4 separate regions of the Mus musculus genome follow, and all the other regions are linked to region 2. The links are chromatin loops, found by intact Hi-C in ENCODE. Cell type or tissue: heart. All regions are shown on one strand. Region 1 has its middle 42 kb from the start of Ppp6c. Region 2 has its middle 150 kb from the start of Ppp6c. Region 3 overlaps Nr6a1 (nuclear receptor subfamily 6, group A, member 1). Region 4 has its middle 52 kb from the start of Ppp6c.

The links. Hi-C counts contacts between places; a loop is a spot of excess contacts. Peaks named below come from ENCODE experiments on the same cell type or tissue, not always from the same donor. Only the 100,000 strongest peaks of a DNase experiment are listed, where the experiment ranks them.
Region 1: a loop joins it to region 2, with 9 times the contacts of the local background. A loop is called at or near these places in 32 of 42 quality-filtered maps.
Region 3: it touches region 2 in a loop (5-fold over the local background); 2 of 42 quality-filtered maps call a loop at or near these places.
Region 4: it touches region 2 in a loop (17-fold over the local background); 36 of 42 quality-filtered maps call a loop at or near these places.

The regions. Positions count from the first base shown.
Region 1 is chr2:39,267,266-39,269,765 of GRCm38, reverse strand. No RefSeq gene overlaps it. Among named protein-coding and RNA genes, the nearest start is that of Ppp6c, 42 kb to the right of the region's middle. In heart, a CTCF peak has its summit at 1,228 (motif pointing left); no DNase peak of the experiment used is centred here.
Region 2 is chr2:39,371,910-39,374,409 of GRCm38, reverse strand. No RefSeq gene overlaps it. Among named protein-coding and RNA genes, the nearest start is that of Ppp6c, 150 kb to the right of the region's middle. In heart, no CTCF peak of the experiment used is centred here; a DNase peak (open chromatin) is centred at 1,139.
Region 3 is chr2:38,795,879-38,798,378 of GRCm38, reverse strand. The region is part of intron 3 of Nr6a1 (nuclear receptor subfamily 6, group A, member 1); the gene reads left to right. Among named protein-coding and RNA genes, the nearest start is that of Nr6a1os, 19 kb to the left of the region's middle. In heart, a CTCF peak has its summit at 1,097 (motif pointing left); a DNase peak (open chromatin) is centred at 1,098.
Region 4 is chr2:39,277,148-39,279,647 of GRCm38, reverse strand. No RefSeq gene overlaps it. Among named protein-coding and RNA genes, the nearest start is that of Ppp6c, 52 kb to the right of the region's middle. In heart, a CTCF peak has its summit at 1,253 (motif pointing left); no DNase peak of the experiment used is centred here.

The DNA of each region.
Region 1 (2,500 bases), 100 kb after region 2:
TCTAGACCAGTCCATGACTGAATCAGAATAACTGGTCACATTAAAGGAAAGAGAAGAGTGATTATTAATTCTCTATTTGATTAAATTTTTTTGAAGGCAGTTTCCACAGTCACCATGTTCTCTGTCCTATAAAGTCTAAAAGCTTGAAGCAAGGCAGCTTGTCCAGTCTGGGATACAGGCAAGCAAAGGTGGGTTAGGAAAATATGTCCAATAAAGCTTTCCTGTCACCATTGTCAAGGCACTCAGAAAGCTCACAGGTCAGCATCATTCTTTCTCCCATCATCAGCATGTCACACCAATCACTCTGGCAGTTAGCACGCTCCTTCAGCACCCTGTAGAAAAAGCACAACATGCCATCTTCCCCATATCAAATACCTGATCAGGATCATGCCTTGTGCCAGTATGTGGCTCCTTCCATTTCACCTAGGCATAAGTATGCCTGGTTGTAAGGTACCATAGACACTCAAAGAGTTCCTTGATATCCAAATTTTAAATTTTAAAATAAAAAGAGCATGATTTAAATAATTGTGTGGTGTATGGGGATATAACTCCCCCTTTTTATTTTATGAAGATATTGTTTTAAACTTCCACAATACCTATTTCTCAATATTTTGTCCTTGAGGATTATAAAGAATCCCAGTAGTATGAGTAATATTAAATTGTCAACAGAAAGTCTCAAATGCTTGACTGCAATAGCCAGCTCCATTATATGTTTTAATCTGGTTGGGAACACCCAGTATAGAAAAAAAATAACCCACAAGCAATGAATAAGCATTCTTCCAGTAGGAGCCAGAGAGGAGGCAGGACATCTGATCTCCTCCTGTCCCTAGGAGAGCTCTGAAACATCTTACATGTATTTTCCTTCTCCTCAGCCAAAGCATCCCTGGGTAGATGGGGGAGAACTGTTTTTCTCAAACCCATTCTCTCTTGTGTCTAGGGATTAGCTATCTCCAATTGGGGTACAAAGACTTAAAACTTCTATGAGAATTATCTTTACTTCTCTAGATTTTATCTAGTTACACTTCAGTAATTGTCACAGTTTTCTGTGCCCTCTCTAAGAAAGATCAGAATAAAGCAGACTCAGATAAAGAGAGAACAGAGAGGTGGGATGCTAAGTTGCAAGCTATGGAACAGAAATTAGACTATACATTAAATCAAAATGCACAGGTTTCTCTAGCTAGGTCAGGGGAATTCAATCTAGAGCCTACAGTGCCACCTTGTGAGGAGATTGCAGAATGGCAGTCCAGACCTACTAGCTTTCCCAGATAACTTCAGATGGGAGAAACCCATAAGATTATGACAAATTGGGACACCCCCAAAGTCCCCAGAGCACTCTCCACGGGATCTTAGGACCTCTGGTGAGTGGAACACAACTTCTGTTCCAATCCAATCGTGCGGGACCTGAGACAGCATTAATTGGGGAAGCAGAAAAACCGGACTGACCAGGGTCACAAGTCCCTTCCAGTCGGCCCCAGCAACGGGTCACCTAGGGCACAGAGTATGTGGACACCCCCAAGGTCTCCAGAGCACTCTCCACGGGATCTTAGAACCTCTGGTGAGTGGAACACAACTTCTGCCAGGAGGCAGGTTCCAACGCCAGATATCTGGGCACCTTCCCTATAAGAGGAGAGCTTGCCTGCAGAGAGTGCTCTGACCACTGAAACTTAGGAAAGAGCTAGTCTCCCAGGTCTGCTGATAGAGACTAACAGAATCACAAGAGGAACAAGCTCTAACCAGAGACAACTATAACAACTGACTCCAGAGATTACCAGATGGCGAGAGGCAAACATAAGAATCTTACTAACAGAAGCCAAGACCACTCACCATTATCAGAACGCAGCACTCCCACCCCACCCAATCCTGGGCTCCCCAACACACCCGAAAAGCTAGACCAGATTTTAAAAGCATATCTCATGATGATGGTAGAGGAAATCAAGAAGGACTTTAATAACTCACTTAAAGAAATACAGGAGAACACTGCTAAAGAATTACAAGTCCTTAAAAAAAAAAAGATGAAAACACAATCAAACAGGTAGAAGTCCATAAAGAAAAACAAGAAAACACATCCAAACAGGTGATGGAAATGAACAAAACCATACTAGACCTAAAAAGCGAAGTAGACACAATAAAGAAACCCGAAAAGGAGGCAACGCTAGAGATAGAAACCCTAGGAAAGAAATCTGGAACCATAGATGCGAGCATCAGCAACAGAATACAAGAGATGAAAGAGAGAATCTCAGGTGCAGAAGATTCCATAGATAATATCAGCACAACAATCAAAGAAAATGCAAAATGAAAAAAGATCCTAACTCAAAACATGCAGGAAATCCAGGACACAAGGAGAAGACCAAACCTACAGATAATAGGAGTAGATGAGAATGAATATTTTCAACTTAAAGGGCCAGCAAATATCTTCAACAAAATAATAGAAGAAAACTTCCTGAACCTAAAGAAAGAGATGTCCATGAACATACAAGAAGCCTACAGAACTCCAAATAGA
Region 2 (2,500 bases):
TTAGTTTTACATTTTTATATTAATGTTTTAATTACTCCTGTGCTGCCTGTGCCCTGGACTACTCTATGTCTGACTCTACCTGCCCTTGGGGGTAGGAGGTGAGGTGGCCCAGAGTCAACAACACAAACTCTGGAAGCAGATAAGAAATTGTGCAGCAAGCTCTTTTAATACCCTCCACCCATACCCCACTGGTCCCAAGAAATATTTCTTCTAAACAGCAGTGTCCAATTGGCAGGCATTGTCTGTACCAGCAACCCTTGGTCTCTCAGGCAGTCCTCACTTAGATCCTGCAGGTGATGCTTTTGCAGCTGTGCCCCCTCCCCCTACCCCTCCCTGGCATTTGCATAGAGGTGGCACTGCCATTCCTGCTACTATTCTTATCTGCCTGGTTTCTCTGGTTTCTTCATTTCTCATGAATGTTCTCATGGGATAATAAAGTTTGAGCTTATACTGTGCACCCAGAAAGGACACACTATAATGTCTGCGATCACACACTCATCTTAGGTGTCAATTACTGAAAATCGTATTTTGGAACAGAAAGTTTCTTTCTGTTTCTGTTTAGCCTAGAACTATTTACATAGACCAGGATGTTCACTCCCTGATATCTACCTGTCTCTGCCTTCCTCCTTGAGTTCTCAGACTAATAGTGGGCCACCACCATAACAGGCTGTTTCTTCGTTCCTTTTAGTTTGTTATAAATTATGCTATATGTTTATAGAATGTATGACATCTGGCATGATTTGTAGAATAAGAACTTTTACCTGGGTACTTGGAGACAGTATTCTATTGGACTAGACAGAAGACACTAGTCTGAGTTGTCCAGGGATATTCAGTACCCTGGCTTCCCTAGCATTGATAATATGTTTGAAAGTCCTTTGTTTGGACTTTTTCCAGGTTGAGGGGTGAGCATGAATCTCACTGGACATCAAGTGTGCCTTTCCTTATGACTAAGATTGGGCTTCCTTTTGAGACAAGAAATGTTCTTGTGATGAGGGTGACTCAGATTTCTTCCTACTCTCAGACGAGCAAACTAAGGCAACTACGTGAAAAGACACTGCTCAGGTGCAATAAACTCTTGCTTCCACAAGGTGGCACCCCTGATCTAGTATGCACATCCTCATTTCTTCAGGAGACGCGCATGGCGACATTTGGCCAGAAGAGGTCGCAGCAACACCAGCCTTCTGTTTTCCTGCTTGCTGAATGAGACTACCACTAAGTGGCAACCACCCTAATGGACAGCAGAGGGCTGTGGTCAGAATGGAGTCATTTAATTTAAGTCCTGTTGCTACTATGAATTAGAAGTTGACATAAGGCCCTATTCCATCATTATTATGGTGAAGATTTTTGTTGATATTAATATAAACACTATTATGTGAGTGTGGTGTGTGTGTGTGTGTGTGTGTGTGTGTGTGTGTGTGTGTGTACTTATATAAGAATAAAAAAGGCTGAGAGAATTCATTTTACCTGAAGATAGTATAACACTTAGGAAAACCCCAAGGATCTCATGAAAACTCCATTATCAACATCAAGGAAAGTTTTCAAGCTGATTGACCATTAATTATTATGCATGAATTGACGAAAAAAATGAAAGCAAAAGCATATGCTAATGAATACTGAACAAAAAGACTAGATGTATATTTAGTTCTTAAATTTATTTTTGTTTTACTCAGTGTGTGTGTGTGTGTGTGTGTGTGTGTGCTACTATGTTTCTTGCAGATACATAAAAGCATGACTGTCTCTGTGACACGAACAAAATTAAACTGCACTAAGAGATGAAGAGAAATGATAGGAGAGGTGAGAAAAGGGAGGATAATAGTGTGTGTGGGGGGGGTGAATATGCCCAGCATACAGCAATACTTATATGAAAATTACACACACACACACACACACACACACACACAAGTATGCAGTAGCAGCAAAGCATTCCTTAGGTAAAAGAATTTGCTGTACCCTATAGGAGAAACAACAGTATGAACTAACCAGTACCCCCAGAGCTCGTGTCTCTAGCTGCATAAGTAGCAGAAGATGGCCTAGTCGGCCATCACTGGGAAGTGAGGTCCTTTGGTATTGCAAACTTTATATGCCCCAGTACAGGAGAATGCCAGGGCCAAGATGCAGGAGTGGGTGGGTAGGGAGGGCGGGGGGGGGGGGGGGGTAATAGGGAACTTTCGAGATAGCATTTGAAATGTAAATGAAGAAAATATCTAATTTTTTTTAAAAAAGGAATTTGCTGCTGCACAAGAATAATGCCTGAATTCAATCCCTGGGAGCCGTGGTGGAAGCTAACTGAAAATTGTGGTACACAATACATGCAGATACACACGCATACAATAACAGATAAAAACTTTGAAAATTAATAAGCATTTGCATGTGGAGGACCAAGTGTCAGGAGCTGGAGATGGGGCTCCCCTCCAATATTCACTTGCCCCTAAAAGCCCCAGATCACAGATTAGGCCAGGCTAATGTATCCTAGAGTGTGGCAGACAGATGATAGACAGAC
Region 3 (2,500 bases), 580 kb after region 2:
CCTGGCTTTTTCCTTTGTTTTTGAGACAAGGTTTTTCTGTGTAGCCCTGGCTGATCTGGACCTATACCAGGCTGGCCTCAAACTTAATTCACCTGTCTCTGCTTTCCCAGTGCTGTGATTAAAGATGTGCACCACCACTGCATGACCTAGTGGTTTCTTTTTGCTCTCCTTACTACCTTGCTCTGCTAATGTGAAGCTGAGCTTGAACATTTGTGGTCATGGCTTGGGGGATGATTTAGTGGGTCAAGTATTTGTGAGTTCAGATACTCTATGAAAGTCAGCACTTACGAAATCTAGGCCTGCCATGTATATAATGTAATCCCTGGCTGAATATCAGCGAAAGGAAGAACACGGTCTCACTGGCCAGCCAGTCCAACTAAAACAGCAATCTCAAGGTCCAGTGAAAAGTTTTGTTTTGTTTTTTGAGACAGGTTCTTTGTCTGTAGCCTTGTCTGCTGTCCTAGTACTCTTTATGTAGACCGATTGCCTATGGGATTGTAGGCGTGGTATGTATATATGTATGTGTATATATATTCATGCTAGTAAGACTGTTTTTAAAACAATGGTGATAGTATTGAGAACTAAATCCCAACTTACACATGTGTCTATGTAGTTCATGCCTGTATAGCTCTTCTATCATGTGTACCCCACACCCACAGATACATATAAATATCTATGGTAGATCAAGGGGTTTGCCCCTTTCATTCTTTTTTTTTTTTTTTTTTTTTTGTAGCAAAAAATGGAAAAGTAGATTCAAGTGTAAATGGACTCTCTAGTCTCTTTGGTTAGGGATCCAGGAATTTTTGCTGCTAGTAAGATTCAATTTAATATAGGTATACCACATATATTATGGCTAATAGTATATATGTATGTGGATGTTAGTCTCATTTTTCCATTACAGTGCCAGTACACAGTGTTAGGTGCTGTTAGGTCTAAGTTTCTGTTGTATGGTCTCAGAGAAACTAGGGTCTGTTCTACAGCGCAGTTGTTACCATGCTTTGTCGAGTTTGCCTTTGTGATCTGATCATGACTTTCCATTCTTCAATTTGAGTTCTGCATTTTGAAGCTTCGCTTATGTGGGAAATGCTGCCCTCTGCTGGTAGGCTGAAGAACACCCACAACAGTGTGAGTAAGTTGATCACTGGGACCTGGCAAAGTTATGGAGTCATAAGTACTTTTTTTTTTTTTTTTTTTTTTTTTTTTAGTATCCATGACCTGATCCCAAGACTTATTCATTTGAAAATTATTCAGTAGGCATTAGAAAACCCCCAAGCAGAACACAGAAATTGCAACATTGAAAGATCTATCTCATATAGTATAGGGCTAACCTCTTATTCACAAACTGAGTTGTTAGAAGTAGAGATGAGAGCTGGAGAGATGGCTAAATGGTTAAGAGCAGGACCTTCTGCTCTTCTGAAGGTCCTGAGTTCAAATCCCAGCAACCATATGGTGGCTCACAACCATCTGTAATGAGATCTGATGCCCTCTCCTCGTGTGCCTGAAGACAGCTACAGTGAACGTACATATAACAGTAAATAAATCTTTTAAAAATTTTTTTCATAAAAAATAGAAATGAATTCCTTGGATATTATTACTGTTAGTGAAGAGTTGGGGAAAGGGACTACCCAAATGACTGACAGCCCAGCTAAAGTCTAGAATGAGAGTGTGTAAGGAGACTGGACAATGTGTGGTAGTCTGGTTTCTTACCTCATTTCCTCATCTTGGCTATTCCTCTAAAGTTGTGTCATTGTTATGCATTCATCTTTGAGAGAAAGAGCGAATACTTCTGTAAGAAGTAATGGGACTCTTGAGCTATGGGATACGTACAGTTTAGCTGCCAGAACTGTAAAACATATCCATTTTCTCCAAAGTAAAATAAAATAATCACACTATTTGCCAGTCTAATGAGTGGTTTATGGTTCCCTCTTATCGCCCCCCACCCCTGTGTGTGTGTGTGTGTGTGTGTGTGTGTTTGTGTGTGCGAGAGCGTGTGCGTGTGTGTGGTTACTGTAAGGTAAACCTAGGTGCCCTACCACTCAGCTACATTCCTAACTAGAGAAACAGTTGGTAAAAGCTGAAAGTGATTTTTTCATTGTATACACACTAATTTTTTAAAAAGAAATTTATTTATTTAGCTATTCTGGAACTCACTTTGTAGACCAGGCTGGCCTTGAACTCAGAAATCCTCCTGCCTTTGCCTCCCGAGTGCTGGGATTAAAGGAGTGCGCCACCACTGCCCAGCAAGAAATTTATTTTTAATTACATGTACGTGTATATTTGCGTGAAAGTGATGGGGCCCTGCGATGCCAGAAGAGATATCCTGGAGCTAGAGTTAAAAATGGCTGTGAGCCCTCTAATGTGTCTACTGAGAACCCAACTCAGGTCCTCGGGAAGAAGAACAAGTTCTCTTGAGCTACCCAGCCATCTTTACAGCCCTGACAAACCGATCTTTTGTAAGAGGTCTTTCCATGGACACATTCTTTGTCCATTAGTGGTTTTG
Region 4 (2,500 bases), 95 kb after region 2:
GGTACCTGAGTGCTGGCACCTCAGACCCACTCAGCCCTACCAAGTTTCCTGGCATGGTCCACTATCCCACAACTCATGAAGCAAAGTCAGGTGGATCTCTGTGCATTTGAGGCCATTCTGGTCTACAGAGTGAGATCTAGAACAGCCAAGGATACATATAGAAGCCTTGTCTTAAACAAATGAAAGAAGACAGAAAGACAGACAGACAGACAGACAGACAGACAGACAGACAGACAGACAGACAGAAAGAAAGAAAGAAAGAAAGAAAGAAAGAAAGAAAGAAAGAGAAAGGAAGAGGGGGGAGGGAGGGAGGGAGGGAGGGAGGGAGGGAGGGAGGGAGGGAGGGAGAGACCTATTCTTGTAGCATATTGAGATTTAGAAACAATTTGTTTCCTTAACAACAATCTGACTCCTGTTCTAGTTTCACACTTGTATATTTGATACATGAGGCTACCCTCCAATTCTGGAAACTTGGTGATGGCCCTACCCTTGGTCCTTGGGCAACAATGGCTGGAAATTTGATGAAAGTTGGGGAGATCTTATGGCTTTTCTTGGCATTGAAGTTGGTGATTTAAAAATAAAACAACCTTTTTTTTTGTTAATTCCCAATCTAAGTGTGCAAATTTTACAAATTGGGATGTTTAACACTTTCCTAACAGGACCTATAGAGTTCTTATTGCTGTTTTAAAGCCTTCGATGTGGCCAAAAAACAATGAGGACAACGTTTGATGCAACAATAGAGAACTATTCTCACAGTAAACAATATGGAAGCACCTTTTAAATAGGGCCACTGATCCAGGACTGCCAACTCCCACATGCCACAAACACTACTAGCACTGTCAAATGACCTGAGGCAGCTCCTCAGGGTCTCCAGTGGCTTCTCCTACTCCCTCACCAGGCAGCCACTTCATTAGTACCTTGTATGCATTTCATGAACTTGACCCTGACTCTCATCCCCCAGTCTTGTCAACCTTGACACTGCATCACAGTGCATACACACATATGATAAAGGTCCTCTGAGTGGACTTCATTCCTCATGGGAAAACTTCTGTGCTCAGATGATTGACACAATTACATTTTCATTATATACTTAGATCATTGTGAAAAATCATGTATAATTAGAATTCCAGGTACTTGAAATATTTGCTGTTTCAAATTAAAATGCTGAAAAATAAAGCAATGTCTATGTATGGCTCTAAAAATGCCTCAGGAATATTTTCAAATGTCTTTAGAATGGAATAAGGACGACATCTGGTGGCAGTCATCATGATCTGATTTTCTATATCAGAAGGTTTTAAATGCAAATCTAACAGACTATAATTTGAGGTGGTTACAGCAAATGATCTGATCAAATGATCTGACCAAGTTTTTCATTTTAGAATGTAAATCATTTGAAATTCCTTAAATAAAAATATAATATTGAGAGATGGATAAAACAACTTTTGACAATTATTTGATATTCCAACTCTTCATATGTGAACTTTTGATTACTTACATATAAACTCCAAACTACTTGTCAATATAAAAAACATTTCTTTTCTCCCTAGATCACATGGAGCTAGGATTTAATTTTCTAAATTATTAGAATAAGATTTTCTTAATCATGACATTGCTAGTATCAGGGAAATTATGAGTATTTGCCCAGGGGAATTCAAAGGAAAGGTTTCATCTGTCATTGCAATCATGGCTCATTGATGGCTGATTGCTGAATTGCTCAACATGCTATCTATTTTTAATAAAACAAGAACAATGAATAATGAGTTTTTTCCTCTGTTCTAAGACTACATAGATTCTTATACATAAGTAAAAACAACTTCAGTGTACAAGGTGCATAATGAAATATTAACTATTAAGATGCTTTCTACAGCATGTTAACAAATATCTCAAAGCTGACCTATAAAATAGATATACTTACCATTCAGTGGAAGAAAGACAGCATTTTCAACAAATGATGCTTGCACAACTGGTGGTTATCACGTAGAAGAATTCGAATCAATCCATTCCTATCTCCTTGTACTAAGGTCAAATCTAAGTGGATCAAGGAACTCCACATAAAACCAGAGACACTGAAACTTATAGAGGAGAAAGTGGGGAAAAGCCTCGAAGATATGGGTACAGGGGGAAAATTCCTGAATAGAACAGCAATGGCTTGTGCTGTAAGATTGAGAATTGAAAAATGGGACCTCATGAAACTGCAAAGCTTCTGCAAGGCAAACGACACCGTCAATAAGACAAAAAGACCACCAACAGATTGGGAAAGGATCTTTACCTATCCTAAATCAGATAGGGGACTAATATCCAATATATATAAAAAACTCAAGAAGGTGGACTCCAGAAAATCAAATAACCCCATTAAAAAATGGGGCTCAGAGATAAACAAAGAATTCTCACCTGATGAATACCGAATGGCTGAGAAGCACCTGAAAAAATGTTCAGCATCCTTAATCATCAGAAAAATGCAAATCAAAACAGCCCTGAGATTCCATCTCACACCAGTCAG